2 separate regions of the Homo sapiens genome follow, and region 1 is linked to region 2. Evidence: read pairs that join two places in POLR2A ChIA-PET (ENCODE). Cell type or tissue: GM12878. All regions are shown on one strand. Links, peaks and the distances in the headings refer to the core of each region. The heading gives the core; the rest is flanking DNA.

The links. ChIA-PET counts read pairs that join two places held together with the same protein. Peaks named below come from ENCODE experiments on the same cell type or tissue, not always from the same donor. Only the 100,000 strongest peaks of a DNase experiment are listed, where the experiment ranks them.
Region 1: POLR2A ChIA-PET joins it to region 2 with 6 read pairs; 6 of 35 experiments call an interaction of 5 or more read pairs at or near these places.

The regions. Positions count from the first base shown.
Region 1 is chr4:102,526,202-102,531,029 of GRCh38, reverse strand. NFKB1 (nuclear factor kappa B subunit 1) reads right to left here. Exons shown (of 24, transcript NM_003998.4): 3 at 1,116-1,194. Among named protein-coding and RNA genes, the nearest start is that of NFKB1-AS1, 26 kb to the right of the region's middle. In GM12878, for the core only: no CTCF peak of the experiment used is centred there; no DNase peak of the experiment used is centred there; H3K4me3 peaks cover 850 bases; H3K27ac peaks cover 719 bases.
Region 2 is chr4:102,830,797-102,835,624 of GRCh38, reverse strand. The region is part of intron 1 of UBE2D3-AS1 (UBE2D3 antisense RNA 1); the gene reads right to left. It also overlaps a transcript of UBE2D3 not described here. Among named protein-coding and RNA genes, the nearest start is that of UBE2D3-AS1, 5.2 kb to the right of the region's middle. In GM12878, for the core only: no CTCF peak of the experiment used is centred there; no DNase peak of the experiment used is centred there.

The DNA.
Region 1 (4,828 bases), core at 351-4,350, 300 kb after region 2:
CCAAGAAACACACACACTACCAACACATTTACTTGTTCACAGGAAGCTGACCTAGAGCTCAAATTGGACAGCACTTCACAAGATCTCAGACATGGCAGCCTAAAAATAATGTTTTGTAGGGGTAAAGACAGAAAAACCTCTGAAATACACCTTTACTAGTGAAGGTGAAAGTATAGTAGATCTACTTTTTTCCCTCCCATGAACTCCTAGAAATACTAAAGATATAAATGCAGAAAAAGTTTTCTGATCTAAAACAAAAGAAAAGTAAGTACTGTAGTAACCATGATAATTTTAAATGAGAATAATACAAATGGGATAAAGTCCCCCAATGAAGACAAGCAAGTCCCTGGTAAATAAAAGAGCTGATGCCTCCTTCAGCGATTACCAAACTCTGTTTTACACATAACTTCCATAATTCACTCACACTGCTTTTGAACATCTGTTAAGTCCCACTGGTGACGGGTGAAGTGAGGAGAGAAACAGAACATAAAAAGAGCCATCACACCAAGCTTACATACAAATAAATCACTTTTTTTAAGAAAGAGAGTTTTTTTTTTATTACTCTTACGAAATTAAACAGTTGCCAATCGGCACAATTAATACAGTCATGGTAGAAGGAAGGATTATGAGTTTTATCCAACTTGTCAGAGTGCAAAGTTATAAGCTTTTATAAAGATGATTTTTCTAATGAGATGATTTTTATGATTTCTGTACACTTTGATTCCCCAGTGACTGGCACACTGGTAGTACACAACAGGCCCTCTTAAATGTTTGAAACAGAAATGAAGAGTGGAGACTGCCTCGTGTGAATCTGGGAGAAAGGACTTAAAAGGAATACAGAGATAATAAAGAAAATCCTTATGTTGACTAAAGAAATTCCTTCTGAGTAGTCCTAGCAGATATGAAATGCAGTAAACCATACAAGGGGTAATTGAGATGAAATATTTTTGTGCAAATATATTTCAAGAAAGTATGTTAAAAGATTGGTTTTTAAAACAAATCACCATTTCCTTTCTAGGTACACAACTGAGTTTCTAGGACAGACTATTAACAAATCCTGCATTTTACTAAGACTGAAAGCAGAACAACAGGGTAACAGGGATGAGTTTTCTTACCTGTTGGCAGTGCCATCTGTGGTTGAAATACTTCTGGATTAAATATTGTATGAGTCAAAGAAGGATCCAAATGAAACATCTGTAAAGAAGAACATTTAAATGTTTCAATCATTATTTTTCCTATATTATATGAAAAATTTGAAGTTGGGACACCTAAAATGTAATAATAGGAATGAAACTAAAGCCAAAAACAAAAATCTGAAAATATTTTAAATCAGGGTTTTAAAAGATCTTCATGAGACCTAGGTAGTTCTCATGTGTACAAAACTTTACATAGGGTTGGACAACGTTTACGTAACAAAGGGATTTGAGAAGCATAACTTGGCTATAAAGTCCCCAGAGGCAGGGACCTGGTCTAGCTTGCTTACTGGTATATCTTCAGGGCCAAGTACATGCTTATCACAGAACAGATACTTAAATAGTTGTTGAATGAATGATTTGAAGCTTGTACTCTCTTAGAAGTATAAACAAAATAATATAATCCTAGAAATCAGTATTTCCTCTATGGTGGTAAATATACCCCTCATCTAGCTATCCAATGTCAAGGCCTGAAAGAATGCTAGAGAGCACCTCTGGGACTATTTACAGAATAACTGAAAATATAACTGACAGTACAAGGAGTAGACAACTAAGCACTGAGCTCACTCATTTCTTTTACCTTCAGTTTCCTAGCATAACACAAAATACCTGGAATCTAGTGGGTGTGTTAAGCTGAATAACGACCCCCTAAACATGTCTGCATCCTAATCCTCAGAAACTGTGAGTGCTACCTTATATGACAAAAGGAAATTTACGTATGTCATTAAGGTAATGATAATAAGATGAAGAGAGTGTCTTGAATTGTCCAGGTGGGCCTGATGAGAGGGGTTCAGGAAATCACACTGAATAGTAGGAAGTATGACAAAGGAAGCAAGAGGCTGGAGTGATGAGAGGGTGCACAGGGAAAGCAGGCAGCCACTAGAAGCTCAAAAGGCAAAGAGATGAGAGCTGCAAGAAGGAAAGCAGCCCTGCCAACACCTTGATTCTAGATTTCTGAGCTCCTGACTCAGAAGTATAAATTTGTGTTGTTTTAAGCCCCAAGTATGTGGTAATGTGTTAGGGCAGCAACAGAGTGGGCATGCAGAATATTTTGAAGAAAGTACATTTTATCTTAATAAATTACTATTCATTACTTATCAAAAAACATTGTAACCGCTGGCTCATTTAGGACTTTAAAACTGTATTTCTGAGCTTGCTATTTATTTTAGCCTAAAGAAGTTATATGTTTGAAATGTCTGTGGACAGCATGGAAACCAGCCATATTTTACTTTTTATGAGAGACTAGTAAGTGTGCTGAACTAGCTTTTCGTTTCTTTTAGTAGCCAGTATTACAGTTTGTCTCCTGCCCTTAGTAGTAAATTATTGAAAGTTCTGGGGTACTGAAGATCTTCGTATGCCTAGTTAAATTAAGAGTAAGAAAAATCTCGTTTAAATAAACAGTACTTCAGATCCATTTGAGGGATGCAAATTTTCAACTGAGGAACAAAGAATGCGCTTCACTTCAATGCTTATAAGATTAAAAGCTCACTGATGCTATTCATTGTTTGCTGAAAAGGAAATACAGGAATGAAAAACCATGTTCTGCAAAAATGGGCCTCATTTCATACAGGATTTTAACAGTCTCAGAGCAAACGTGATAACCTAGCAGGAAAACTCTTTCCTGTGGTGGCTAAATGACTGGCGAGTGGGCAAAAGGGCTCACCTTAGGAGAGAGATATACTCTTCACTTCAGACTAAGAGAGAAGTTGTGTTGTGCTGCAGCTTGCATTGTTTATTAGGTCAGGGTGGAGAGCAAATTCCAGACTCCACTAAAACACTGAGGACATGCAAACTTTAGGAAATATAAACCACCAAGCTCAAGCCAAGAAAGAAAAAAACTTCAAGACCGCTTGCCTCAAAAATGGAAATGTCAGAATATGCCCCACCCCTGTTACTGATGATCGCAAAGATGCCCACATAAGAAAAACTTTCAAAATGAATGTTTTCAGCAGATTTTACTCTTCTGTGGCATAAAGAATCATCTCTTGTTGATAAGATTTCCTGTGTACAGACAGGAAAGGATGGTTTAAAATCAAGCAGACACAATCCTCATGCTGGTTAGTTCGCCCTTAATTGTTAGAGAAAGCACAATAAAAGCGAAAGGTAAAACAAACGGTTTTGATAATACAATTAGCCAAATGTCTTTGCTGCAATAAAAGAAAATGTTCCTAGATTTATCCTAAATCACCATTTTAAAAATAAAATTAGAAAGGAGCATCTTAATGTGAAAAGCAATGCAGTCATTCTTTCTAAATCAATCAGAATATCACCCGAAGTGATAAATGCTATATATGTCCATTTTATTTATAGAAATGATACCAGAGCCTTTAAAACATATTCCACTTCTGTTTTTATTTTTCTGGCTGATTCTTTGCACGTGTAATTTCAGAAATCCACTATTTTAAATGATTTCCACTAAAATTTAAATGTGACCAGGCTATCCTGGCACCTAGTGTTCCTTCACCTTTTCTAGTCTAGCAAACTACATCTTTCAAAACACAGCTTACGAAGACTTCCTTCGGAAAGTCCTCCGTAACTCTGCTCTTCCTCCAAGGTAGCACCTAGTGATGCTGCTTATTAACATTTCTATCCCGCTCTGCGCAGACTACTACTACAGCATATATCACCATATGAAAACAATGTCTCTGTTCTTCCTATTAAAATAGTAGGTTCCTGAAATTAGAGTGTATATATCACTTATTTTTTCCCCACTAAGCCAATGTTCTGGCACGTAGTAATACCTCAATAAATAGCTGATGAATGAACAAATCTCCATGTTTTAAATACTTCTTGGAATCATTACATAAATAATTTAATATTGCCATTATAATTGCTCCAGAGTCTGAAAATTGCTTCCAAATGATTATGTATATACATATACATATATACATATATACACACACACACACACACGAAAAAGAGAGCAAAGAGAAAAGCGAAAATGTCGGTTTTAAGAACCAATGTAGATTTGTTAGATTATTCCAACATTTCTATTTATTTTTTCCAACATTTTTCAAAATAAAATATAGGAGAAAAAGAAAAAAGGACACTGCTATCCTTTCATAACTACTAATATAATGATAGGAACAGTTTTATGCTTACAAAGCACATTCATTGAATATTTTTGACTCATCCCTGTTAGTGTGGTGCTAGCATTTCTATTTTACAAATGAGAAAAGTGAGGATTACGGGGACTAAGTGATTCTTCAAGTCTGAGGAGCTGATCTGTAGTAGTCAGTACTTATATAAAGATCTTCAAATTCTGAGTTCAAAGATCTTTTCACTACAACAATCTGTCTCCTTACTAGATGAGTTTTAAATAAAATTTTTTTTTGGTATAAATTGATGGGGTACAAGTGCAATTTTGTTACATGCATAGATTGTATAGTAGTCAAAACAGGGTTTTTAGGGTATCCAACACTCAAATAACATACATTGTACCCATTAAGTAACTTCTTATCATCCACCCCCATCCCACTGCCCTCCCATCCCTCACCTTTCTGAATCTCCATGGTCTGTCATTCCACTCTCTACATCCATGTGTACACATTAAATAAATATGTCAAGGGGCTGTAGTGGGTTAAACTGTGTTCCCTCCCAAAAAGACACCTTTAACTCCTAATCCCCGGTACCTG
Region 2 (4,828 bases), core at 333-4,332:
TTCTTTCAGGGTTAAACTGAAATAGTTTCTTTGGGCAGCCAAAAAGCACATATCTCTGGCTTACAGAGATGTCAGGCAACTGAAATTCTCATGTTTTTATTACATGTCTGCTGGTAAGCCACTCCTCTGAGTGCCTGTCTTTATATGTTTATCTCTAATATACTTCATATTATAGTCATCCTCCAGTATCCATGAGGGATTGTTTCCAGAACCACTCTCAGATACCAAAATCCAAGGATGCTTAAATCCATGATATAAAATGCCATAATATTTGCATATAACTTATACACATCCTCCTTAGATTGCTTATAATACTTAGTACAATGTAAACACTGTAAATATACTGTATTGTCTAGGGAACAGTAACAAGAAAAAAGTATGTATGTTCAGAAAATATGCAATTAAAAATGTGTATTTTGGATCCGTGGTTGGTTGAATCCATGGATGTGGAACTCACAGATCTGGAGGGCTGATTGTATTTGCTTCACATGTTACTATTACTCATAATGAGGCTTCTTCATTATAATTTAAAATATTTTATATTCATTAGACTGGTGGTTCTGTAGACTGTGATAAGTGAACACTAAGGATACCCACAGAGCCATCAGGGTATCCTGAGAGAGTGGGGATTGGAGATGGATGGAAAAGGGGAAAGAATCTGTGTGGGCAAGTTCAAAAATTAGCTGGGCCTAGTGGCATATGCCTGTAGTCCCAGCTACTCAGGAGGCTGAGGTGGGAGGACTCCTTGAGCCCTGGAGGCAGAGGCTTCAGTGAGCCAAGATGGTGCCACTGCACTCCAACTTGGGTAACAGAGAGACCCTGTCTCAAAACAAACAAAAGACAAAAAAAAAAAAAGTTGAATCTTTTTTTTTTTTCCAGACAGGGTCTCACTCTGTCATCCAGGCTGGAGGGCAGTGGCCTGATCACAGCTCACTGCAGCCTTGACCTCCTGGGCCCAAGTAATCCTCCCACCTCAGCCTCCCTAGTATGTGGGACTACTGGTGCATACCACCACGCCATGCTGATTTTTTATTTTCTGTACAGACAGGGTTTTGCCATGTTGCCCAAGATGGTCTCTAACTCCTGGGTTTAAGCAATCCACCCTGCCTTGACCTCCCAAAGTGCTGGGATTACAGCTATGTACCACCACACCCGGCCCTCAATCTTGTGACTTTTTCTATTGGGTCTAATTTGTTAGGCAGGGATTGGGGGCTGAAGTGGTGGTAGGAGGGAAACCAGGATCAAATGAGAGTTTTTTAATCCTTTACCCATGGTTTCCCTGCTAGCTGCCTGCTTATAATCATATATAAACACTAAAGTCATACTTGCAGAAATAAAAACCCTTATGAAAACTTAACAGAGTGTGTATCTGTTTTAGGAACAAAAGTATAAGAAAAGTTGAATCTTGTGAAACTGCTCTTCTCTGTAGAAAAGGGGGAAAAAGAAAGCTTACTGGTTTCTGTTAGGAAGCAATTGATAATGGCAGTGGAGAGGAATGTAAATTAATGGATCTGGCACTAAAAAAGAAAAGTATCCCAGCACTAACCCAAAACATACAGTGACATTCAAGAAGTCTGAATGTACAGATTTCTTAACCACCATTCTCCAACTTTTCAAAGCTTTCAACCAACCACTCAACATGATTTACCCTCAGTCAATTCTTCCTATTCGGCTTCAGTACTTGCCCTGAGCCACGGGAATTCTGGCGGGCAGAGGGGTAGGTCGGTCCTCCTGTTATCAATTTGGAATTCTATGGAGCATTTTCTCATAGGTGTAATATATACAGGGAGGGTGGGTTTTAAAGCCTTTTGTGGATTGATCTGCAGGCACAACTACTTTTCTATAAGAAATTATGTCCTGAGATCCAGAATGAGAATGAATCTTAAAATGCTTCTAACATCTTTAAAGCCCTTTTACTTCCATTTCAGAATCAGGTTTATTAATTTATCTGTTCTACCTGCCTAGCATTTCTTGACTCAAAAGTCACAAGGTCAAACTCAACAAATTCCACTTTAGGTATGTGACAAAAGGATTGTTATAATCTCTATCTACATCAAACTAAATTCTTTGAATTCTCTACATGAACTTTTTTCCATTTTGTGATTTTAGTAATCTATAATTACTGTAAGCACAGTCTCAGTCACCTTGATACCCACTTATACTAAGTACTGCCATGTGATTTTAGAACCTCTGTTTTATTTAGGTTTATGATCTTGTTGGCAACACATAATAGTATTTTGTCTGAGGCAGATGGAACAGAAATAGATAATGAATTCTTTTTCCTGGCCACTTGAAAGCCAAATGATATCAGTCAAAGAATGAACAAAAGTCTCCCAAAGGTTCTAGTAAAGTGGTAAGAGAACTGAGACATGGATCACAGCAGTTAGTACAGACATGGCCAAATTTAAAAGAAATGAAATTGTGGCAGTTAGTCCTACATTTGAGTTTCAAGAGGAGATTTGATTTGCAAAAAAAAAAAACATGTAGCACATGTTTCCAATGTTATGTAAACTTTAGTTTCGTAGTTCTTTAAGAGCTAAAAACATAGGAAGTTCATACTATTGTTTCAAGTTATTTTATTAGAATATCATATTTTGTTTTTCTATAAACATTTTTTTTTTTTTTTGAGAGACAGGGTCTCACTCTGTCACCTAGGCTAGAGTGCACTGCTGCAACATGGCTCACTGCAACCTTGACCTTCTGGGCTCAAGGGATCCTCCCACCTCAGCTTCCAGAGCAGCTGGGACCACAGGCACATGCCACTATGCCTAATTTTTTTGTAGAGACACAGTTTCATCATGTTGCACAGGCTGATCTCAAACTCTTGGACTCAAGCAATCCTCCTGCTTTGGCCTCCCAAAGTGCTGGAATTACAGGCATAAGCCACTGTGCCTGGCTTGATTTTATTGTAACATTCTAATAAAGGTAACTGGAGGGAGAATTCCCCCCGCCCCCAAATATTTTTTAGGCAAGCTTGACCCAGTAAATAAACTAAGTTTACTTCCTGTACTCTCTCTTATTAGTGCAACTATTTCAGATCTTTCTCACATTTCTTCAGGATTATTTCATTAACATCCTGTTTTTCTTGCCTCTAGTCTCCATCCCAATACATACTTTGGGCACATGCTTCAACATTGCTATCACAGTTACCTTTTTGCCATCAAATCTGATCAGGCCATTTTTGTTAAAAATTCAATTTCTCCATTCTATCCCATCCCCTTCAAAATAAAAGGCCCTCAAGATCTCCAGTCATGTCTTTCAAATCTATCTTGTCTCCTCATCTTTTCTGTCTTCTCATTCTCTCCTTGCCGCTCCCCCCGCCACCTCAACCTCGCAATACTGCAGCCAAAGTTTTTCTAGTTTTAAAAACTTATCAAGTCATCTCTGAGACTTTGCATGCTGTTTCCTCTTCCTAGGAGCCTCCCTCACAATTTTTTTCCAACTTTGCCTTGCTCCCTTTTTTTCATTTGTTTTAATACAACTCTCTTCCTCAGAGAAACTTTCCCTGACCACCGCCAGCTGAGTTCAGTACATTAATAGTGCTCTGTGCACACATTTATGTCACTGAACCCACTCTATGATGTTGTCTGATGCTTACTGGTCTCCTCAAGAGACTTTCTTATAGATGACATCTGTGTCTTTTATGTATCTTCAGTGTCTAGCACCTAATAGTAATTCGATGTTTTTTAAATAAATAGAAAACTAGGAGTGACTCTATCAACAGATCTCTACTACATTAACATTCTTTGTCCTAAACCTGAAAGACTCCCACTTGCCTATTCAGACCTAAGTATCACTGATTGACAAACCGAATGAAAGTCTCTTTATCGTGCCTCACCCTACACCAAAAGCAGTATTACAAATATATATTTTTTTAACCTGTGTTTGTAAGTAAACCAGCTTTTTGGAAGACAGAATGCACTATTGTGGTCATTTCACATAAACAGAATCAAACAGTATGTGGCCTTTTGTGTCTGGCTCTTTCACTTGACAGAATGTTTTAAGGCTTCAAGATACATTTTGTAACATGTATTAGTACTTTGTTCCTTATAATAATAATAATATTCCATTATACACATATATCACATCTTCTTTATCCATTCATCAGCTGATGGACATTTGAGTTGTTTCTACTAAAAAGTAGAATAGCCCTACTCTGAACATTTGTGTATATATATGTTTTTGTGTGGAAAAATGCTCTATTTTTATCTCAAAGATTTGTGCATGCTTCATTACATGCCAAAAGCCTTATTAAGGCCAAAATGACATCTTAGCATGAAATAAAGTACACTTTCTTAAACCATATTAATTTGACTTAATGAGATTCTGAATTGTTAAGTATAGAAATCAATTTGATTTTTGTGCAAACAATGTAAAATAACATTTGGTTGACCTGGGCTCCAAATTACTTGGTCCAGGCAGAATATGTAAATGAGCATTCTGAATATAAAATCTGGACCGTAGCATTTACAATTTAATTAAACTAATAAAATGGTATACACTGTACTAGAGCCAGTGTCTTTGGCAAGTTATAATATTCTGTAACAAAATTAAAGATACATGAAAACATAGATACAATATTAAGTACATATATATAAAATCTGTTAATTATGTTTATTCATCAATACATTCTAATTAACCCCTTACTCTCAAGTTATTATAATAACGTGGCCTCACTGAAAAATTCATGTAATAAGACCCTGGCACACCACCATTATTCAGATTGGTAGATTAATTGCCCATTTACTAGTAATTTTCTCTGAGACAGGGTCTTGCTCCATCACAGGCTTGAGTATAGTGGCACAATCACAGCTCACTGCAGCCTCAA